Linked DNA regions of Homo sapiens: region 1 is linked to region 2. A link is a loop called in an ENCODE intact Hi-C map of the cell type or tissue named here. Cell type or tissue: MCF 10A. All regions are shown on one strand. Each heading gives the region's core, and the rest is flanking DNA. Links, peaks and the distances in the headings are about the cores only.

What was found. Hi-C counts contacts between places; a loop is a spot of excess contacts. Peaks named below come from ENCODE experiments on the same cell type or tissue, not always from the same donor. Only the 100,000 strongest peaks of a DNase experiment are listed, where the experiment ranks them.
Region 1: it touches region 2 in a loop (2.5-fold over the local background); 10 of 110 quality-filtered maps call a loop at or near these places.

Annotation. Positions count from the first base shown.
Region 1 is chr10:113,107,101-113,118,827 of GRCh38, forward strand. All of the region lies in intron 5 of TCF7L2 (transcription factor 7 like 2), which reads left to right. Among named protein-coding and RNA genes, the nearest start is that of SNORA87, 68 kb to the left of the region's middle. In MCF 10A, for the core only: no CTCF peak of the experiment used is centred there; a DNase peak (open chromatin) is centred at 5,001.
Region 2 is chr10:113,051,908-113,063,634 of GRCh38, forward strand. All of the region lies in intron 5 of TCF7L2 (transcription factor 7 like 2), which reads left to right. Among named protein-coding and RNA genes, the nearest start is that of SNORA87, 12 kb to the left of the region's middle. RefSeq lists enhancers at 1,060-2,038, 2,039-3,017, 4,945-5,444, 6,236-6,864 and a silencer at 2,003-2,297. In MCF 10A, for the core only: no CTCF peak of the experiment used is centred there; DNase peaks (open chromatin) are centred at 4,654 and 4,934.

The sequences.
Region 1 (11,727 bases), core at 3,755-6,254, 55 kb after region 2:
TGTTTTGACTTGCAGCCCATCATGGGAGTGAAACTCTCATTATGTAATGTTAAACTGGGCCTGGAATGTCAGCAGAGCTTGGCCTGCCAAAGCTTGAAGGGTTGGTTGGGAATGGACTATGTTTAGTATGACTAATCCAGCTCGGCTGGGTACTGGGTGGGTGGGTGGCTCTCTGAGGAGGGAGGTATGACTTGGGCTATTTCAAATCTTAGCACTTTGTATAAACTCTGTAGTCCCTCCCCTCACCCCCTTCCCCTCCCACAAAAGAAGTTAAGCCTTACTGACCAACCAGTACAGTCAGGGGCTGTTGACTGATACCCAAGCCTTGATGTACACATTTGTGGTCAAGACATCAAGTTGCGGCCGGGCGTGGTGGCTCATGCCTATAATCTCAGCACTCTGGGAGGCCGAGGCGGGTGGATCACGAGGTCAGGAAATCGAGACCATCCTGGCTAACACAGTGAAACCCTGTCTCCACTAAAAATACAAAAAATTAGCCGGGCGTGGTGGCGAGTACCTGTAGTCCCAGCTACTTGGGAGGCTGAGGCAGGAGAATGGCGTGAACCCGGGAGGCGGAGCTTACAGCGAGCTTGCAGTGAGCCGAGATCGCACCAGTGCACTCCAGCCTGGGCGACCGAGCGAGACTCCGTCTAAAAAAAAAAAAAAAAAAAAAAAACAACAAAAAAATCAAGGTACATCACTTGCAATTAGGGAAATAATGCTTTTGGGTCCTGTGAAATAATGGTGTTTCTTAAAGCAGCCTATATTGGTCAAGCGTTGCTGGCAGGGGCACTTAGTAATTAAAGCAATTACACAAAGTAAACATTAGGTTCCTTAATAAAAATAGCAGTGAACCCTAGTAAAAACTGAATGTAAGGAAAGAGGTGGGCTATTTTCCTAATAAAGATTCCAAAGTATAATTTAGGGTCTGTCGGCTGACCTTCTTGGTCTTCCTTTGAGAGCCTCCAGCCCCCTTTGCCCCCATACTTCCCCACCAAGCTTCCTCTTGGCTCTTCTTAGGGGACAAAAGAATCCCGTTTTTATGCAAATGTTTTTAGCTGGAGGTAGAATAATCAGGAACCATGTTTGCACAGTGATCCTTAAACACAATGTGGACCCCCCCACCCCACCAGGCAAAGGTTGCATTTTGGTGAGGATGACAGAGCCCCCAGCCTCTGCTCCGCCTGAGGTGAAGTGGGGAATCGCTTTTGTCCCTTCCCTGATGAATGGGTGTAAAGTGTTCACTGAACCTGGAAACACCTCCTTTTGTGTCCGGTGCTCTCCTAACACAGGCCGTTAAACTTGGGGCAATCGCTCATGGTGGGGGATTGAATGGGGCCATTGTGGGGGGGAGGGGTGCACACTGAAGCCATTGTGGGCATAGAGATGCCATTGTTTTCTCAGTATTAAGAAAAGGAGTAGGACTCTAGGGACCTCCAGGCATCAGTGTGGCCGACCACTGCACTGACTGCTTTTCTAGGTTTGCATTATCCCTGAGGAACCCCCTAGCCTGAGAGGTTGGGCAAGGTCAGCCTAGGCTGGCAGCACCGCGGGGCGCCCCCTGCAGTATGGACGTGGTATTCCCTTTCCGGCCTCTGCAGGGCCAGGGCGCTCCATTTCTTCCCAGGACTGCCTGCCCTGGTCGTGGCCGTCATTTCTGCAGGGAGGTTGCTGTTTTCCTCCAGGCATCGGAGTTAAAAAGCATTTGTTCAAAAATCACTTCTTCCACTTTAGGAATAACATATTCTCCCATTCCCTGCCGGTGACTTTTTCATTTAATTTTCGTTTTGCCATATGGTCTTTCAGAGGCACTCTGATCTTAATTATAGTATTCAGCCTTTGTTTATTTAAAAATCAGAAGGCAGATAGGCTATTGAGGGTTTATCTGTACTAATTGTACCACCATACCTGCCAACTGTCCCCTTAACCACTACAATCCCTGCCGACAGTGTGTATACACAAACACACGCGCGTGCACACATGGGCCACATAACGTAATGTGTTGATCAGAAAGGAGCGTATTTCCAGCTTTAGAATTGCCGCACTGGCATTTTCCATCATGAACCCCTGCCATGTAGTGTTGACTTGAAGGGGATTTAGCCATGGGATTGGGAAGAGCAGGGAGTTAGGGTCAGAAGACCTGAGCTCAAATCCTGATTCTGCCACTTACGGTGTTATCTTGGGGAAACAATTTTATTCCTGGAGTCTCAGTTTTACCATCTATAAAATAGGGATAGTGCTATCAATGTCCCAGTAAGGGTGTGGGATTTATTTTTTAATTTTTATTTGTTTATTTATTTTTTTGAGACAGGACAGGCTCTGGCTCTGTCGCCCAGGCTGGAGTGCAGTGGTGCAATCAAGGCTCACAGCAACCTCCCCTCCTGGGTTCAAGTAATTCTTTTGCCTCAGCCTCCCAAGTAGCTGGGATTACAGGCTCCTGCCACCACGCCCAGCTAATTTTTGTGTTTTTAGTAGAAGCAGGGTTTCTCCACGTTGGCTAGGCTGGTCTCGAACTCCTGACCGCAGGTCAACCACCTGCCCCAGCCTCCCAAACTGCTGGGATTACAGGCATGAGCCACTGTGCTGGCTGGGTGTGGGATTTAAGTGAGATATTATGAAAGGCTGGTGGATGTGTTAAGCATCCTGACATCTGGTGTTCAAGAGTTAGAAAGTGAAGCCCCATACAGCTTTTATAATCAACAGGCTTAGATGCAATGGCCTCAGTTGTTTTTTGAAACATAATGTGCATATGGTTCATTTTGCTGTTTTACCTGCCTCTTTGATAACTTAAATATTCTAATTAAATCATGGCTTATATCAGAATGTATAATATTTTATAGATCTTTTAAAAAGTGACTTGTTTGAAGATTATAACATCATTTCATACAGAAAATAGCTTTGCTATGCTTACATTTTGAAAACACCTGTTGAAGCCTCTAAAGAAACATGTTTATAAAATGTTAAACACGTCAGTTATATTTTTGGTTTAAAACAAGCATGATAATTCTTGACTTCTTCCTCTGAATTTGGGAAGCTCTTCTGTTAGAGAAATCAATTTTTTTCCTCCCTGATGCCTGAATAAAGATGCATTTTAAAAAATATTATCTTTGTAGATAATAATGAACTTTTAGTTGTTATACTAGGTTCTAATAACTTTTTCATCAGGCCATCACAGTCTGAATAATTGTAAAAAAGTCAATTGTAGAAACTGTTTAAAGAATTTCCAATTCTAACATTTTCTTTGAAATGTTTGAGATTGTCTACTGGGGTTTTTTTTTTTTTTTTTTTTTACGAATTTTTTTCCTAAAAGATTTTTCAGAAGCAGTGTTTTCACATGTAAATATCTGCAACAAACAGCACTTAACCAGTCCTTAATTGGTTCTATATATTTATACGTGAGACACAGCAATAAACATGTAGTATACACATGTCTTTGGTAAAGGAAGCTCTTCTTCTCACAAGCCTGGCTGCCCCAAAATTATAGTGAAGGACAATGTCGATTCTAATTGCTGGCTTTTGACCCCTACATCTATATATTTTACCTAATTTATAGTTGGAAAAGGAGCTAAAAATGTTAAAAGGGTTCATGCCAGTAGTTTGAGTTGTTGTAGTTTATAAAGCCCTAAAATTAAGTATGGAAGTACAAGAAAGCCTATGCTATGTACTGGGTCAAAGAGAAGAAATCCAAATTAATATTAATTGGTATTCATGAGCAATCCCTGAGTGCCCGTAATGTTTCTGTCCCAATCATAGACTAATCTGGCCAATTGTATGGGTCAGACAAAATAGCCAACAGCTCTGAGTTTAGATTGGTATGAAAAAAGGGGATCTGACTGTTAACACCATATTCCCCAAGTCTGTAATGTTCTCTGACCTCCAGTGCAAATAGCTGTTCATCTTTAGATGATTTGACAGCATAATTTAGCATTTGGGATTCCTTTTTTTTTTTTTTTCTAAGTGGTGATTAAAAACTTGTGCTTCTTCTCTAGCATATAAATCAAGCTTTTCAGTTATATTTTCCGGGGCATAGAATAATTGAAGTGAATTGAACATTGGGCTGGATGGTCATAGAACTGGTTTCTGTTAGAGGTTAACTGACTTTGAGGAAATTATACCATCAAGGTACTCTGGGGTGTATCTGTCAGCTTTTTGACAGTTGTAAATAATTATCTCCCTCTCTAGATTATTAATTCCCTGAGGGCAGGACTTTGATTCACTGATATATCTATCTATCCCTAGTGCCTAGAACAGAGCCAGGCATGAAATAGGCACTGAATCAGTATTTATTGAATCAGTGAATGAATCTCCAAGTGCACCTAAGGGAAGGATACCAGGAAGAGTCTACTGTGTTTATGGAAACAGCAGCAATAATTCCTCCTCCTCATTTTCATTTGCTGAAATTACTAACCAACTGGGTGCGGTGGCTCACGGCTGTAATCTCAGTCCTTTCAGAGGCCAAAGCAGGAGGATCACTTGAGCCCAGGAGTTTGAGACCAGCCTGGGCAGCATGGTGAAACCTCATTTCTACAGAAAATGCAAAAATTAGCCAGGCGTGGTGGCATGTGCCCATCACCTCAGCCACTCGGGAGGCTGAGATGGGAGGATCACCTGAGTCCAGGAGGTGGAGGCTGTAATGAGCTGTGATCACGCCACTGCACTCCAGCCTGGGCAACTGAGTGACACCTTTTCTTTAAATAAATAAAATAAATAAATAAATAAAATTATTAACCAGCTAATCTCAAATCAATTCTTCTAAATCCTCTGAGCTTGTTTGTTTTTCTGTCTGTAAAATGGGGCTGTTTTCATGTGAGACTTAGATTATGAGAAATAGTCACGCCTAAACTTCCTTGAGGAGATGCTAGACAAAAACAAGATGGTTTTGAAAAAAATAACACCACCGTCCAGACTGTACTAAGATGCCTGGTTGCATTTGAAACCAGTTTCACAGTCTGCTTTGGGCAGGTGATTGCGACATGCTTTCCATCTGTGCCTAATGGGAGTATACTCCCAGCTCCACATGGCAGCAGGAACATTGGCAGGGCTCTTCTGGAGAGAGGAGAGAGCCAATAGGCGTTGCTATGGTGGAGGCATGACATAATTCAATTTTACTTTATTATTCACTGGATGTGCCCATTGTATGTTAGCCTCTGGGTATGTTTACAAGGAGCTTAGGAAAGAGGTAGAGGCTGTGTTGTCTGTAGAGGCTGTGCTGTCAGCAGAAGGGGCCAGGCATGTTCACACACACACACATGCACACATGCGTGCACACGCACACTTCTCTTCCCTGGCATGCAGCACCAATCTTGGGGCAGAGGTGAAATCACCACCCGGCTAGCGACTGGCAAGGCTCAGAAGGACTTGCTTTCCTAAAATCTCCTCCCCTGGTCTCATAATTCCCTGTAGCAGCTTGGGGCTTGGGTGTGTGCACACCTAATTTCTCTGAGAACACATACGTGTTGTAAAGGGCACAGCAATTTCCCGTGCTTACTTAATAGTGTTTAAATCAACTTACTGGATTTGGGTGCCTTTCCTTGCCAACATTCCTAAACTTCATGTGAACAGCAAAAGTTCAAAGTCCACCAAAACATCATTTATTTGTTAATGAAAACCAAGCAATTTCAGAATGGGATCGTACTGTCCTGTACTGTCACCTTCTCTCTGATGTTATGGAGGCATGTTGTCTTTCTCCAGAGGCAAGCAATATTGTGTTTTAAGCTTATGAGGCAATCATGGGAGGCGAGTTTGGCCAGTGTTTCTGTGTATTCAGATCCTCCTCCTTTTAAAAAGAATAAAATAAAAGGTAGAAGGCTTTTCCCTGATTATGCTTTTCTGGTGGGTTTCTATTTGTCATTGCGGTTTATAAAATGGCTTCTTCTCCTCTGCTTCCAATTCATTTGTTAATATTAACTCTTGGTTGTAGCAGAGAGTCACCGTTATCTGAAAAGCAAATTCCCTTATTTTTGTCATATTGATGTAGTAGCAGTAGTTAATTAGGGACCTCATGAGTGACAGGAGTTTTTGGGTTCTATAACCAAAAACCCAAACACTGGCCAACCCGGTCTGCCTTGTCAAGTCGGTGAAATCCTGACAGCTTGCAGTTTCTTCAGCCTCTCTCCCTGCACTTCAGTACAGGAGCAGCCCAGTAATAGTCCCGATCGCTAATAAGAGCACAAACACCCGTAAGCAGGTGAATTGGAAATATTGTCATTTTGACTACATCAACAACTTATAACTTACCAAAGCAACTTGATGTCCTTACTTAATTCTTCCCCCGCACCTCCCCACCAGTGCTTGATTAACAAACTGGTCAGTGGCTATTTAGACATGAATCACAGGGCATAGGACATCCTCATAGGATGAGCTGCCTGGGCTGGACACACTGGCCAGGTTGATGACTTCTCTTGAAAGGGGGGTTCTGTGTTGCTCGCACCTTCACCTAGAAGGAGATGTGAGGCATTTCTTAGAACAGTGTTCACCCCCTTTAGAATTTGTGACCCTTTGTCCTTGTTAGTCTTGATGGCTTCCAGTTCTCCAAGCCCCAAAGAACTGTGTGGTTTCTCTTATTTCTGCAGCATTTAAAGAAATTAAATTAGTTTTCCTGGGCTCCTCACCATCTAATTTGTTTCCCATTAGAGATAAATAATGACGTTTGGGGCATCATAAACCCAAGGATTTCCATGTTAGTTTTCCAAGGACCTTTTTTTAAGAGAGAGGGGAATAAGAATATTTGGGTCAGATGTTTTAAGATGTTAAATATAAAAATCAGCCTTTTAAGAATCAAATGCAAAGCCAGTCACTTAGCCTTGAATTTCCCACTGTGATTCCACTTTTCAAAACCCAGGATGACCATCATGATGGGTTTCGTTGGACTATCAGTTGTTACAGGTCAAATCATAGTCTCATGATTGTTAAAATCTTAATAAGGCCCCCTCTAATCCTGTGAGTTTTCAGAAGGAAATCCCTGTGAACAATCCTGGAATTGCTTTGCCTGGTAACATCTTATTTACTGACAATATCCCCAGCTGAGCTCTCTTGGTTAATATGTTTGCTCTGGCACTGTAGTTCCTTTTTAATCAGAAATGCTTATCAGTAGGTTGCATGGTTGGGGAAAATGGCATTTATTTTGTAGCATTTTCCCAAGGAATATTGGATGAATATTCCTTTAGTACTAAATATATAATGGTCTTTGTCTTAAGAACTTATTAGCACTGAGATTTCTGTGTTGGAATTTTCTTTATTGATACCGGTTTGTAGGTTCTGGAGAGTCCAACTGATATTTTTTTGCATCTCGATCAGAAGCTCTGACTTTTTGGTCCTTAGCAGAGAATACATCCCTTGATATCTTGGAGGCGCCCTTAGTGGAGTCAATGGTGTGTGGGCTTAAGGAGAAGTCAGGGCATTAGCAGGTCTGTATTTTCCTCCAGCGTGGAGTTTTGTCATTTCTAATGATGACAATCTATCAGTCCACATGGTTCAAAATGAAGATAAATTGAATTAATATATGTGAGTTAACTGACTCATTGATATAATTATACTGTGAGGATTTCTTTAGTGTAACCTAACACATTTAGTAGTGTTAATTGTAATGGCTTTGCACGGGAGCACTTAATTTCCTAAGCAAACAGAATAATTTATTAATTCTCAAAAAGCGATTTCAAGGCCTAGACTGAGAGAGAAAGAGTATGTGTTTTACTGTAGTCTCAGTTTGCTTTGGCTTATCAGATTGAAAATTGCTAAGAATTTTTTTCCAGATTCCAACTTGTTATTGCTACATTTCCATGTGTGCCCAATTCAATAGCGTATTGAAATGAAAGTAGGAAATAGGTACCGTCCAGTAAATCTTAATTAAGTTATTGAAAATTGAAGAGCACTGAATAATAAAGCAGTTCTAATTGCAGTTAAAACTGTATTGGCAGCAGATATGCTTGAACAGGGATGATAAAACAGCTGAGGAAGAGCGTTGGATGGCAGAATCGAAAAAGGGTAATACACAGATTAAATGCAAAACTCAAATGTTTTGTGAAATGTAGGCAAGCTGTGTAAACCTATTTTTTGCTGGAAAGCATGTTTTCTGTCATGTCAGAAATGATCACAGGAATCCTTTTAATATTCATTTAAATAGTTTTTAATTGGCTTCAGAGAGTTTAAAGTTCAGCATGAAGGTGAGATCTAAGCTTACTAATTAGATCGAATGCAGTTTGACTTAAAGAGCAGACTTGATAATTAAAGAATTTCATACCAAATATACATTTTGAAAACATTTCTTTTCACATCCTTGAGGTAAAATGAGTTTTCCTGAATTTTTTCCCTTCTTTTCAAATAGAAATTTCTCTTACAGAAAGATGATCAAATCTTGTATCGCTTGTTAGAAAATGACAAACCTCTCATTTGTTTGTCATTTAGCCAACATCCTGTGTTCAGGTTATTCTAATTTTTTTTCCCATCCAAGTAGAATTTTGAATTGCACGGAACGTTGTGATGAACACAAGTTGTTGTGTCTTGTGTTTTTCCCCCCACCAAGTTGTTTGATGCTGTTGAAATGGAAGGCTGAAGTAGAAGGGGCACTTAAGCAGTGAAGGGTTTTTCTTTGTAAATAATAGATCAAGAGCACTGGATCTGTATCTAATGGAGCTGTGTGCGGCCTCCATTTCAAGGACAGCGCGCGGTTTTAAAAACCACAACTACCGACCATCCCGTCCACAACCTGTGGTCAGTTTTGTGAATGTGTGTGCGTGTGTCTCTGCTTGCCTCCTCTAATTCCTTAGCACCCTTCCCCCTTAAACAGGCTGCTGTCACGTCATATTTGATTTCATAAAGTTAAAAATAGAAACCTCAAACAATATGAAGATGTGTATCGATATAGCTCCTTACCTGTCTTCTAATATTATGGAATGATTTGAGGAACTTCAATCCTATTTTACTCAATGTGTGAATGAGCCTATTTGACTATGGTAGGCTTTCTAAGAAAAGGTAGATGTATGTAGCTGACAACAATGCAGAAATGTTTGTCTTAGGAGCAGAAAAACTGGATTGGTTATGTATAGTTTATCATGATAATCTGATGAAAAATTAAATTTATCATTTTCTCCCTCTTTTCCCTTCCCCTTCCCCTTTTGTAGGTTATAAATATGTTCTTATATTTGCCAGTTTGAACTTGTGTTTGAAAATCATAGATTTGATACTCTCAAGTATTGTGGTGTTATTGCATACAATTCCTAAAAGCACAATAGGACTTTGTTCCCTCTGAATTTGAATTAGTTATATTTTATCACTTATAATCTAAATTAGACCTAATTAATATTTTCCCTTGTAGTGTAATAGTGCAAACATTGCCAGTATCTTAAAATATGTAGTCTCTGTTAAAAGCATATTTGAAAACAGAAAAATAAACATTATATGTTAAATATCAAGTAGGAGTCTATGTAAATAAAATAGAAATGAAAGTACAGATTAAGCCTGGGGATCCTTTGCTTATTTGTGAAATCGTTGTTTATAAGATTACAAGGTAGTTACTGTAAATTGAAACATTTCTTTTTTTGCTGCTTCCCCCCCGCCCGCCCCAAGTGCATCCTACACATTTGGGCCTATTTTTTAAAAAGGGTTAAATAGTCTTTCCTTATAAAATAGATCCATAGATAATCTAGGTAAATAGATTTTAAATCATACATTTTAATATTTTTTATTACATACAAAAATAAATGTTGAAAGCTAATGTTCCTAACACACTGCTTTCTTGAAAGAAAATCATTAATCTTCTCAAATGCAAGTGTAAAGTTGATCCATTTTAGCTTTCTTGTCCATAAATTGTTGATTATTGGTTTTGAAGGAAAACGCAGTATGAGTGTGGTTTGAATTTTAACACTGAAATCATAGATGTACAACATGTTCATTGCAGTCAAATCACAAGCAGAGAGAACCCATTTGAAACAATATTTAAAACATTCCTGTCGGGGCATTATTTAATGGGAATGATAAGTTTCAGATTTTAGGTTTTAGAAAGTTGAGGTTGGCTGTACATCAAATCTACGATTTAACTGCTTTGAAAGAACGCCTTTGCTTGTCTTCAGGGGGAAACAAATAACTTAGGGGACATCAGTTCATTCTCTAACAGTCTTTCATCCCTAAGTATAACAAATTGTTTCTTTTATTAATGTGGTACTCGCACTATGGAAGCAGTTCTTTGGGGAAAATAATCAGGAAGATATGCTTTGCTTCTCCTAGATGCTACAACCTGAAATATGTTGCTACCTTCCTTGAAGGGATTTTCTCTCTCTCTCTCTCTCTCTCTCTCTCTCTCTCTCTCTCTCTCTCTCTCTCTCTCTCTCTCTCTCTCCCTCTCTCTCTCTCTCTCTCTCTCTTCTCCCCCCAACAAATATAGCTAACGTAATAGAAATTACAGAACAGGATACAATGAGATTTCTTTCCCTTCTCTCACAGCACGTTTTGGTTGGCTAGGAGAAGGCAAGGTATTGGAATATGATTATCCCTATTTAAGGAAAAAAAGAATGATATAATTTGTCATCTTACCAGTTCTCGGCATTCTTTGTGGTGCGCGCTTAGTCAATGCCGGGAAACGGCGGTCTGACAGCTAATAGATATCTCTGCCCTCAATTGTTTAGACATTTTTTGTCTTTTGTGACATTGAAGAAAAGACAAGGAAGGGAATGGAAGCAACTAAAAAATGTCAAAAGATCAAAAAATCAATGGGCCGCAGGAATGCAATCTGTTTACCGGGGTGTAGCTGCTGTTTCTGCTCCGCCACAAGTCCGAGGCGGTTGTCTGGGGCAGGCACCGAAGTTGCGTCGCCTCCCTCCCTGGGAGCTGTGATACGGCACACAAAGCGGGCACATTAGCTTGCTCGCCCCCACCCCCCGCCCCCATAAATAAATAATAAAATAAATATAAGCTTTTCTCTTAAGACTGCAAAAACCAAGTTTTTTTTGGTGCTGTGTTTTTCGGTCCATTTCCAACCATTTCCAGGACTCGCTGGGCTCAGCCCAGCAGACGGGGTCGAGAATTTACTGGTGGTGTTTTAATTTTCTGGCCAGGGGAGAACCCTTGATGTTTTTTATTATTTATTTGTTTGATTTTGGAGAGAAAAAGTCAATTAAAAGCAAATGGGTGATAATTAGGTGAAGCACATTGGGCAGATGAATAATGGTTTTGTCTCTGGCTTGGACTATTTGGACGAGGCTTATATGTCTGTCTTGAGGTGATCAGTGGGAAGAGGGGAAATTTTACTGGAAACTTGTTTCTTAAAGAAGAGAAAGGGGTATGTGGATAGTAAGACTTATTTAGTTTTGTAGGGAGGGACAGAGTGTTGGTTTTTCTCCATAAAAACATTTGGGTTTTGAATGACAGACTTTGTTGCCTTTTCTTTTTCATTTTTTAAAGTTTTCAACCAACTGGTCATCTGGGGGGTGTGTGTGTGTGTGTGTGTGTGTGTGTGTGTGTTTGTTCACCTACACATTTGCCTGGAGTATAGTGAGAACCCAGGAAAATGGATAGGCCCTACCAGGAGAGGCTGCAATCTGTTGGGGAAGTTTTTTTTTTGTTTTTTTTTGTTTTTTTTTTTTTGTTTTTTTTATTTTATTTTATTCCCAAGCCTTGGTTGCTATTTGATAGTAAGTGTGGTCCAGGCTGCATATTTTATAAACTTTCTATTAAAGTTGTGGCATGTTATCATAAAACTCAATTGCGATACTTTGTATTACGCTCTGGGATTGA
Region 2 (11,727 bases), core at 3,974-6,473:
TAGTTGAAAAATGTCACAATAATGTAATAAGATAAATAAGGAGGTGTCGCTTTAACCTGTATCGTGTAGTCTCCTCTACTTACTAACACTTACTTGTATTACTAGAAGCATTATTTTTTAAATCATGGAAAATTGGTGGCAAGCTGAGCATACAGTTGTTTATTTCTGTTTGACTGATTATTACAACTTCATTATTTGATGAAGGTTCTGTACGTTTTCCTTTAAGACACATAGAAATTGTGAGAAGATCCTGCAGCCCCGAAAGGCTACAGTGTTGATCCAAGGACTCTGAGCCGAGTGCAGGGTTTGTACTTGGACCTGCAGGCTGGGTGGCGTCTGTGGGAGCAGTGTGTTGAGAGAGATTCTGAGGCTGTATGTGTCAGGGCCTCCAGGGGAAGGATGCATTGATGGATTAATTTCTGCCAAGGCTGAAAGAGGAGAGAGTAAGAGGCTGTAGAGGTGTCACAGCTGTCATTGCTGTTTTAGGCAGTCAAGCTTTTGGGAAAGTGTCAGAAATTGAGCCCCCTACTGGATCTATCGGAGCCCTGTCAAATGTCCATTTAGATGTCCTGGTGAACAAAAGTTCTCTGACTCACCATTTAAAAACTTGTTCCAAATGAAATTATGGGAGAAAGGAACATTTTTCATCCGAACCCAGAATGAGGATGTACCCAAGGAAAAGGACGTAGGCTCAGGAGCTGGACTGTGGCTCAGCTGGCCTGATGTATCCCACTTTGTTCCTCCCATGGCTGGGATGTCTCTTTGCTCTCCATGACCCATGTATCTTGAGGACATGACACATGGACCAAGCTTGAACTGCGGATTCATTTTTATGCATTCTACCTGTGAATGATTGCAGCGGATCTAGTCGTATTTCTGAGAGTTACTCAAACTGGACTTCAGCAGTGAACTCTACAGTTCTCTTTTCCTCCCACCTTTCTATTAGACATTGCATGATACAAAAATCAAGATATTTCTAAGAGGGTGATAACTTCAATGTTATCTAAACTTTTAATTTGGAAGAAGAGGGGTTCTTTGTTCTTTTTAAAAAGATACAAACGAACTTCTTTATCTGATTCTTTTTTTGGTGCAAACCCATGATGCCTTCTTCCTGATTCATCTGCTACACTGTGAGTTCAAGCCTGGCGTGGGACACAGGCACAGCTCTCATGCCAACGATCTCATGGTTAAGTTTTGGAACATAATTTGAAAAATGTAACCCATTGAGAGGCAGTAAGGACATACGGTGAGCTAGTGCGTGTTTGGACGTCTGTGTGGAATAAGTGAGTGGGTAGAGAGGACATTTGTCAAGGAGCGGGAGGGCGGGCCATTGGCTTGGGGGAAATGGGCTGAGACTCTAGGGGTGGCCAGCACCGCATACGGAGGCCAGCAGGGTTGGGCTTGGCTAAGTGCTGTGGTGTCTGGATGCCTATGTGAGTTTCCTCCAGAAGTTTTCAGTTGGCAAAGTAGAACCTGCTGGATATGTAGCAAGGGTGTGGATTGTCGGGATCCTGCTGGGCGCAGGCGTGTGATACCAGAGGTCAGAACAGAAGCTGAGGGATGAGGCTTTGGGAGCTTTTTGTCATGCACTGTCCTGGAGCCTCAGTTACTACAAAGTCTGCAAATGATAGACCGGAGCTTTGGTTCTGCCTGATGCTAGCTCCCCTGTTCCTGATTTTTCTTTTCAATATTAGACTTAATCCCAGAATTCACATGTTGAAAGAAAACTTAGAGGTCTAGTGACATAAAAGCCTCATTTTGATCGTTACAGAACTGATGCCTTGAGAAATGGAGAGAGAAGTACACGATCATGGTAATACTGGATGTTCACTGAGCACTCACTAGCTCCAGGCCTTTTCTAAGTAATTTATGAAGTTGTCAGGTTTAATCCTCACAACGCCCTTATGAATGAGCTATTGTTATTATCCCGATTTGGCAGATGAGGAAACTGAGGCTTGAGGGGAGGATGACGTACTCAAGGTCACACAGCTGGGAGGCGGCAAGCTGGAAGTTGAACCCAAGGAGTCTCACATCGGAGCCAGGACTCTCACCCTTCAGTGTTATGCTGCCTTAATCAGGCACACATACAGGCGGGGAGAGGCAGGTTTCCGGACACCAGACTAGGCTGGTGCCGGTCAGGCTACACCAGGGAACCTGGAGGCCTGTCATTCTTTTGTGATGCTGTTAGTTCCTGTTGAGGAAGTGAGGCTTTGTGGGTTCCCAGGAGGAAAAGGTATGAACTCATGGCAAAAGAAAGGAACCAAAAAAGGGAGATTTGCATCACAATGAGCCTTCTATTCATCCTAAATTATACCTCCTTTTATACCATGTGTGTCTGCAAACTTGTGGGTAAATCACAAATCTTTCTGGTAAGTTACAATGGATGGAAGGTTTTTGCATTTCTCTCAAATCACCAACCATTTAATGCTATGTGTAGTCACTCCCTAATCTATCTTTTGTATAAATTTGGATCTTTGAGTATTGGGGTTTTCCATGATGTTTGGCAGTTCCCCTTAGGGTGTCTATCTCAAAGTTTGTCACACTGACAAGCTTTGGGGAGAGAAGTTAGAGGTGGGCTTCCCTGTTTTTAGTGGCTGTGTCTGATTGTTCTGTCTGTTCTCCAGGACAGGAGAGATTGATTGCTTTCTAGCTTTTTTTAAAATTAAAACAACAACAACAAAAAAATACAGAAAGGTACAAAGGATAACAAACACATTCATGTACCTGCCACCTAAAATAACAATTACTAATCTTTTCACCCTCCTAGCCCATGATCTTCCCTCCCAGGCTGTTATTAATATGAAAACCGAGTTCAGGTTTTTATACTTTTCGACATCTATTTATATTAACGTATGTATTATAAATAATCTTAGTAGTTTTTAACTTTGACATAAGTGGCTTCACATTCCACATAACATTCTGCAGCATGTTTTCTTTTATTTTTATTTTTTTCTTTATTTTTAAATTTTTATTTTGCAGCATGCTTTTCTTATTCAACATTACATTTGAATTTTTTCAACATTGTACATTGAAATTTAGCTCATTCTTTTTAACTGCTCTGTAGTATTTATTGTATGCATATACTACAGCTTTCTATTTCTGTATTGATGGTTAATTAGGTTGCTTACAGTTTTTTAAGATTACAGATTCTGCTGTAATAACCATCCTTTGGGCAAGTGTATGTAGGTACCTATATATGAGTTTCTCTAGGATTCATACCAAAGTAGAGGAATTGGTAGGGCATTGGTTTGCTGGTTTTAATTTTAATTCACATGCTATTGTCAAGCTCTCCAGAACAACTGGATGAGTTGATTGGATCAATGAGTATTTCCATCACCAGCATATAAACTCTTTCCTCATAATCACACCAATGCTTGATCCTGTTGGACTTAAAATTTTTGCCAATTTGCTGGGTATGCAACGGCATCTTACCTAATTTGCCTTTATTTGATGACTCCTGAGGTTGAACATCTGGTCATATGTTTATTTTCTCCTCTGTGGCTTGCCTGGTTTAATGCCTTCTTCATTTTAAAGAATCAGATAGTTTTCTGTTATTGATTTATAGGAACTCTTTATATAAGTTGAAAACTTGATTATATGTGTTGGAAATACTTTTTCTAGGCTGTGATGTTTTAAAATATTGCTTTAGATGGGTTTTCATTTTTACCTTTTATTTTAGAGATGGAGTCTCACTGCATTGCCCAGGCTGGATTGCAGTGGCTATTCACAGGAAAGAGCATAGTATGTTACAGCCTCCACCTCCTGGTACCAAGAGGTCCTCCTGCCCCAGCCTCCTGAATAGGTGGGACCACAGGTGCACATCACTGTGCCTAGCTTTGGATGGGTTTTGAAAGAAAGAAGTTTTAAATTTTAATGCCCTCAAATTCATCTGTATTTTCCTCTGTGCTTTTATTTTGTACCCACTCTAAGTAGCTCCGAATTCTGCAGATAGTTGGTGCAGGAATTCTGATTTTGAGTGGACATCTGCTCTCTAACAGTCACATTGAAGGAAATTAGGTTTTTTTGGTAGGAATCTAAGCAAGGGGTTGATTTGTAAACTAGGCTTTAAATATGATTTTAAGCAACTCACTTAGAACAAGATACAAAAATTGTGGACTGGACCTATATCTGGAAAACTTGAAAGTGCTAGGGCAATAAATAATTCTTGGTCACATACAGCCGAGATCCTGGGCTCCTGACTCTGGGACAGAAGCTTTCTATATTTTATCTCATCAGTCTTTGCAACAGGCTCCTTGAAGCAATTTTATCCCCATTTTAGAGATAAGAAAACCAGAGCTTAAAGCAGTTAGATAATTTATGAAGTAAGTGGCAGAGCCAAGATTCAAATCCAGACCTTTCTGACCACAAAGCTCGTTGCTGAATACCGCGCCTCATTGCCTTCTTGCGAATTACTTGGGATTTGTTTGAATCCCAAAATCTTTATATGTTATTTTAAATTTGAATCTAATTGGAAGTGGGGCAGTGAGGGTAGAGGACAGAAAGAAGGGGAAGAGCTTGAGACTCAATAATAGAAACAAAAAACCCGTCTCCAGGAGGGCGGTTCAAAAGGAAGAATTCCATATTTCATGTAACTGAAACGTTAAAAGCCCAAATAATTGCATCATGCAAGTCTGATGCTGAGTAATCACCCTCCCCCATATTATTGGGGAGAGGGGGCAAGAAGTCTGGGAAGCTGTTTTTGCCTAAGGAATTACATTCCAGGGGACTCTGAGGATTTAGGTAACCACAAAAGCCATTTATTTCGAGTACACTGAGATTTCTACCACTTTGATCCCTAATCCATAGCATAATTAATAAATGAAATGTGCTGTAGCATGGGTTTTTTACAAAGTGTACTTTTAAAATGGCTTTTGGTCTGACATGATTCATTTGCCACTTGGAAAAGCGTCATCGCCTCAGATGGGCAGGCTGGGAGAGGCTGCCTGGTGGGTAGCTGAGGGCGGTTTCCTGGGGCACAGTTCCTGCCTTGGGCCTCTACAGAGCGGTCTCATCCAAACATCTCCCAGACTCTGCGTTTTCCAGGAAGCGTGCAGAAATAGGAGGCCAGTACTGAAATGCTATCTGCTCTGTGTATGTCAGAAGACCACAAACCACTTATAACAAATGAAGATCTTTTTATTTGTTCTTATCCCTTTATGTCACTTGAGGAAAGTTGCTGTGAGTAGGTGATGATCATTACAGTGATCACTGGTTGCCCAAACTGAGAAGCCAGACATTTGGCTTGGTTTCTCTCCCTTCCTCTTGTCTCTCCTACCCTGTAAACACATACTTGGTGATTACCCATGGGGAGACAAGACAGGCTGGGAATATATACTTCTGCAACTTCAGCCTCCTGGGTTCCAGCGATTCTCCTGCCTCAGTCTCCAGAAGAGCTCGGATTACAGGTGTGCACCACCAGGCCCAGCTAACTTTTTGTATTTTTAGTAAAGATGGGGTTTCATCATGTTGGCCAGGCTGGTCTCGAACTCCTGACCTCAGGTGATCTGCCCTTCTCGGCCTCCCGAAGTGGTGGGATTATAGGCGTGAGTCACCGAGCCTGGCCCCAGGCAATAATATACCAGTGGGCAAGAAAATATTCTTGCTCTCATGGGACTTCTGTTGGGGGTCAGGGTATAGGGAGGAAGGCATAGAGATGAAAACCAGTAAATAAGTAACAGGGGAAAACATTTTAAATACATTAATAACTAATAAAATAGAAATAAATCTGTTGGCTACTTAACAGGATGTGCCACATTCCAGATACATTACGTTAATCCTTATGATCTTTGGGGGCTAAGTATTAGTATTCCATTTTACGGATGAAGAGACTGAGGCTCAGAGGGAAGGGAGGTGGCTTTTCTCAGGTGGAAAGCCAGACCTTTTCAGTGGTCATTCAGTTCATAGCTAAGGTCTTATTTTCTGTGCTCTCTGTCGGCTGAAAATGGGCAAGGTAATTTCACATAGTGACAGGAGCCATGTCAGAGAAAGAGCAGGACAGTGGGACAGAGAGGGACCAGGCTGGGGGCTGTTTGAGATGGAGGGTCAGGAAGAACCAAACTAAGATGTGAACAGTGGGAGGTGTTGGAGCTGTGGTGCTTGCCTAGAAGGACCCTCATCGAGCAAATAGAAGCTTCTGGCAGGAAGAAGTTAATGTCTTGCGTGTGCCCTATGTAGGTTCATTAGGGCCTTTAAAGGGGGAAGAAGGTGGTGGCTATAAATGTTACAATCTTACCTTTGGCCCCTAGGGATTCTGTCTTTCAACCTTGGTTCAGTAACAACTTGTGACTGCCCAACAGGGCTTCCTTTCGGGAGAGAATGGCTTGTTACATTCAAATATGCCATGAAAGTATCACCATTTATTTCAGTGTCTGATGCCCCAGCTTGGGCAGCCTGAGCAGGCTCTGAATGGGTCTGAAGAGGCCCTTTAGAGTAGAGATGAAGAGGGGGTGGGGAATCCTCAATTCTAAACAAAGAGTCTGCAATGGGAAGATGGCCAAATGCTGTTTTTGGAGTGGGTGAGAGGGAAAAGAAAGGTATAGATGGTTCGTTGGAAAATGTGGTTTTATACCGGGTTTTGGTGTCAGGTCCCCGAGGGCAACATGGACTCCACACTGTGATCCTCCGGGCAGCTCATAGCCCCAGCCCCTTCCTTTTGCTTCCTGGTCAGTTTGTGAGAAGGAGGGGTTGTGTCTCCAATCTGAGCAATAAGGGGTCTGAGGGGGGTTGGATCCATGTGGCTTTCCTGTGTCTTGTTCCTTGTAAAAGTTCCAGGTTTTGGGTCGTGAGCTGTGTGTGTGTGTGTGCGTGTGTGTGCGCTGTACGTTAATATGGAGAGATGGGCTTGGGCCAGTGGGAAATAGAGAGACCCGCAAGCACAGAGTGACAGGGTTTGATAGTAAGCAGCAGGCCAGCGTTGCTGCTTTTATTCCTCGGTAAATCCTTGCACAATGCCATATGCTCTTGCATTCCGTAGCTGCTGCATAGGGTGTGATTTAGTTAATGCCCGCTCTGCAAACAGGAAACGGTGCTCACTGCTGTGTATGCTTTTCATGGAGATAAAGTGTCAGGAGCAAGACCCCAAACCTGCGAAATCACTAATGCAACCGCCCCCCATGCCCCAAAAGGTGGGAGTGGGGGATAAAAAGAGTAGGAAAGTGGTGTGGGGAGGGGAAGCTTTAGGGCCATAACTCAGACAATTTGTCAGGCAGTGGCATCGGTTGGGAGGAAAATATTGATGTACACTTTTTGTTTTTGAACCTGAAGTTTGGGTTTTTTCGGATGCATTGGAGGACTTTTAAATGTTTTCGGAGTGCCAGAGTTTGGACTGTTAGGTCACCGTAGGTACCGGCTTGCATATCATTTCAGAGGAATATTTTCAAAACTCCATAAAAACATGCGGCTTTCAAGGCTGGACCACTTGTTCAGGTCCTCCTCCCACCCCCCACCCTTTTTGGCAAAACCATGCAAACATTGGTATTCAAAAATATTTTGTTACTTTTCTTGGCAAAGTGTTCCAAGAAGGAATTGCAACACAGTCTCAGAGTTAGGAGGCAACTTTCTGGGGAAAAGGCGGGGGTTGGGGAGGTTTGGAGTTTGAATCAAAAACAGACACCGAAGCTTTAATAAAATAAATGAAGCGGAGCCCTTTCAGCTCACGGTGGACTGTGTTGGTGCGCGGGTCAGGCTTTAACGTGCCTAGTGGAAATTGACAGTCTGAGAACTGGGACATAAACAAAAATGTCAGTCCCTGGGAGTCTTGTTCACTGGACAATGTCTCAATTGTTCCTTTGGTTTTCAAGGCAGCAGGGAGAGTGGAATATTAACTGTTTACTGCCCAAAGCTGGCTCGGAAATTGCTTGGAGAAGGGGAGAAAAAAGACAGAAAATCACATTTTTTATTTAGAAACTATTAAACATGTCAGTAAGAGATAGGAAAAGAGCAGATTGTTTTCTCCTTAATTATCTGCCATTCACTTCCATATTTCTGCATACCATTTTTGGGGTGTGTGTGTGTGAAGGAACAGCAGGGTGTTTCTTTTTAAATTTGAATGTTAGCCTTGCATATTGTCAGTTTTTAAAGCTTGCTGGCATGTAGATTATCCGCCCCCGGTGGATATGACAGTGGGCTTTAGGAAAGGAAGTGTGATTTCTGATAACATTTACATCTTAGCTGTTCAGCGGATACCCTGTTAGTGTTTGTTCTTCAGAATGCTCAGATAGAACAAAAATCAAGTGGTTGGAATTTTAAAAAACAAAATGTATTTGGCTCTCCATAAAAATGCATTTAGTGATAAAGGGGGGCAGCAAGTAACTATGTCTGAGAGAAGGAATTGCAGGCACAGAGGAGATCCAGAATTCTGTTCACACTTGAATTTACTTGATTCGAGAAACAAACAGCAAAGCCTGGTGTATTGGCCTTTATCTGGGCAAAGTTCAAAACTCAACTGGTAATTATGTCCTTAGAAGCCTTAAAAGGACTGTGTTGTTACAAAAGCAGTGACTGAGCTTACTTCTTCAGGACCGAATGCACTCGAGTTGTTTGTTAGATAAACTTGTTTTAATAAATGGGGGGGTCAGGGGAGAGGTTTCTGTTCTTGGAAGATTCCCTGATAAGTAGCTTTCTTCTCTTGGAGAACTTCAGGCTTTCTCTCCAAGCGAGGGGTTTGCAGGCAGCTAAAGTCAGCTTCGGCTTCTGCTTCCTGTCAGTCAGGAAGTCACTTCCTTAACCCAAATTACAAGCTAGAGCACAACTCCCCAGCCATACCGAAAAGAGCAGGTTTTTCCCAGAAGACTGTGTTTCTAGATGCGGAAGTGTAAATTGGTACGCTGTGTGATCATGGAATGCCCAAAATACATAGGGAACAGTGTTGTTGGAAAGAGGCGCTGTGTCCCCAAGGAGAAGACGCCGCCCAGAATGGCTGGATCGCCTGTTGTGGCTGAGTGCGAGGCAGCTGTGGCTGGCTGCTGTGTGACGATGACCTAGTAGCCACCCATGTGGAGTCCTGGCTGCCTCAGAACCCTATCACATCTAGGCAAAATCTTGCATTTTTTATCTGGGAGGCCTGAGGACTTCAGGGCTGGTGGATAGTAAGCTCCTTGGTTATCTCACAGATACAAGAGGTCTTGGGAATCCACGATCAAACTTGATGTGTGCGTTTACCCTCCTCCCTTTGAATCTGTTATTCAAATATTTAAGCCTCCAACCTTGTGGCCCCTACCTGCACCACCCCTCACCCCCCCGACAAAAATCAAGCTCTTGACCTCATGGCTTCTTTCAGTGACCCTTGGGGGACAGGGTTTCCCAAGGCTGGTTGCCAGCTGGCATGGTCCCCCGTTGGTGAAGTGGAGACCTGTGTTTTTTTGGTCATTTTGCAAAGAGCTTATGGATGACAGCAGTTCTCTGTGCCTCGCTGGGACAGAGTGTATTCTGAGGTCCAGCGTCTGCATGGAGATCTGCCTATCCTTCACTTGGGGTGCTCAGTAGATAACGCGGCCACTTTCCTATACATTTCCTTAATTTAAGGGAACAGCGTAAACTCAGCCCAGGTGGATTAATCTCTCCAGTGACTTTTGAAACTTCAATTTCCAATTTCCCTCTTATGTCTAGGTGTGAGTGAGGATACGTGTAGTAATTGTCGCAGGTATTAGTGAGAAAGGGTGCAGATCACACAAATATTTCACACGTTATTAGTTGGACCAGACTTTGGAGGCAAGGGAGGGCCGTGTCACCTAGGAAATTTGCTCTTCCGTGGAGATGAAAGGGCAGTGAATTAAGTGCCTGCTTTTTCTCCCTTTTTCCCTCTGACGGTTATTGATCCTCCCCTGGAACTGTACAGTTCACGTTCTGATCTTTTTCTTGACAAAGGGAATTCCCAGTTTGTTCGCTGGCGAACGCACTAGCAGGTGAGGAGTTAAAAGTTGGCAACGCCTGCCCTCTCGAGAGTGTCAGGATTTTTAGTCTCTTCCTTGAGAGCTAGAAGATGTTTCTAAAAGAATCTCTTTGGTGACTTAGAAGTGGAGAGAGCTTTAGAAGCATGGCACAAATAAAAGGAAAGAGGCAAACACCGTCATTCTACATCTGTTTATTTTGTTATTAACAAAAGGCAAGGCGATTTTCATTAAAGTTTTGCTGGGGTTGGGGTTGAGGGTGTAGAGAGCAAAAGTGTGAGTTGTACACCATGACTGGAATCGCTTGGACATACTCTTCAGCAGACATCGTGTGACTGTGGAAGAAATGAGTTTCATGAAGATGACTGATAGAAGGAAGCCACTGAACCAGTCCTCTATCACCTCTTCCAAGGCTAAAGTTTGGAGCCACTTGCAGAAGGCTCTCCTCAAACCCCTGTGTTCTTTGCCTACCCCTGCTGTTGCCACATCATCTTGGAGAGCTGGCTGCTTCCCTCCTCAACTAGAAGTTCCTAGTGCCTGCTTAGTTCTTGTCTCTTGCTTCCCAAGTGCTCACAAAATACATCCATGTTCGCTACGAGGAAATGGACCACATAAGGTTTCCGTGAAAACCTTAGCCCTTAGGTCTAACACAGTAGGAACAGAAGTTAATGTTTTCCTGACGTAGAAGTTTCTCTTGCTGCTTCTGGTCACATTTCTTTCTTGTGTGGTTCTTCTATGGCTACTGCACTTTTTTTTTTTTCTTACTGTCTCCCCCTTCCCCCACACACCACCTTTTGGGGATAGGGTGGCAGGTGAGAATATAAACAGATAATGGTTAAGAGATAGTTTAGTCTTTCTAGGCCAGATTATTTAGTTTTTGCCATCTAGGTAAAATTCGGTCCAATTAAGCGTCCATTAAGTGTTTTAATATAAGCTGGAGAAGGAGTTGAACCTGGAGGTCAGGGCTCTGTGGTCTATTACAGTCCCCCTGGGGTCTCTAGCCCAAGGGAGACTCCAGGGTCTTAATAAATGACTGGGGGTTTCATTTTGAGGCCTTTACTACCAAAGACTGAATAATACATTGGGCATGATGGTTTTGTCCTAAACATTAACAGCCACAAAAGGTAGAGAGTGTGTCTGTTTATAGATACACATGTATCATGAATAATTAGTTGGGGACTGTGCATCAGGTCTCTCATTTTACATTCGAGGAAGCAATGCACGGAATGAATTCTGGACCTGCGAACTCTGAATTTCAATTCTCTGTCTCCTACTTTTACTGGAGTGCTTGCAAACAGTACAGTGTTTTTGTTGTGAAGTTATACCGTGCCTGTAATCTCTCTGCGGGTGGCCCTCCTAAGCCCTACTTCAAGAAATAGCTCTAAGCTCATGACACCCGCCCCACCCGATGCCTACATATGTCTTATATCCTTGGAGTAGTGTTTGGGGTTGCAAATTTGACTTTAGGGAGACATACTCTCTGATGATAGGCTAATGCTTATATTTACTGATAAACTTCCTTTTTGACGGTCATGGGCTTCGGGGGCCACCCAACCAAACTGTGTGGCTGCTTTTATGTTGGGCCAAAAGACAGGCTCCTTGTGTCCTCCCAGTTTCTTAAACAATGAAGTCATGGCATTTTACAGTGCTGGTGAATGGATTGAGATTGTGGTGGCCCTGGAATGTGGCACTGCTCTGGCTGGAGGGAAGATGAGAGTGAGGGATGGAGAGGAGAGGAGAGCGGGAGATGGGAACCTGGTGGACACAGGAGGGAGTGTGAGTTCTGAGGGCCAAAGGAAACTTGACACCGGATGGGACATTAATCTGATTCTGTTATCTG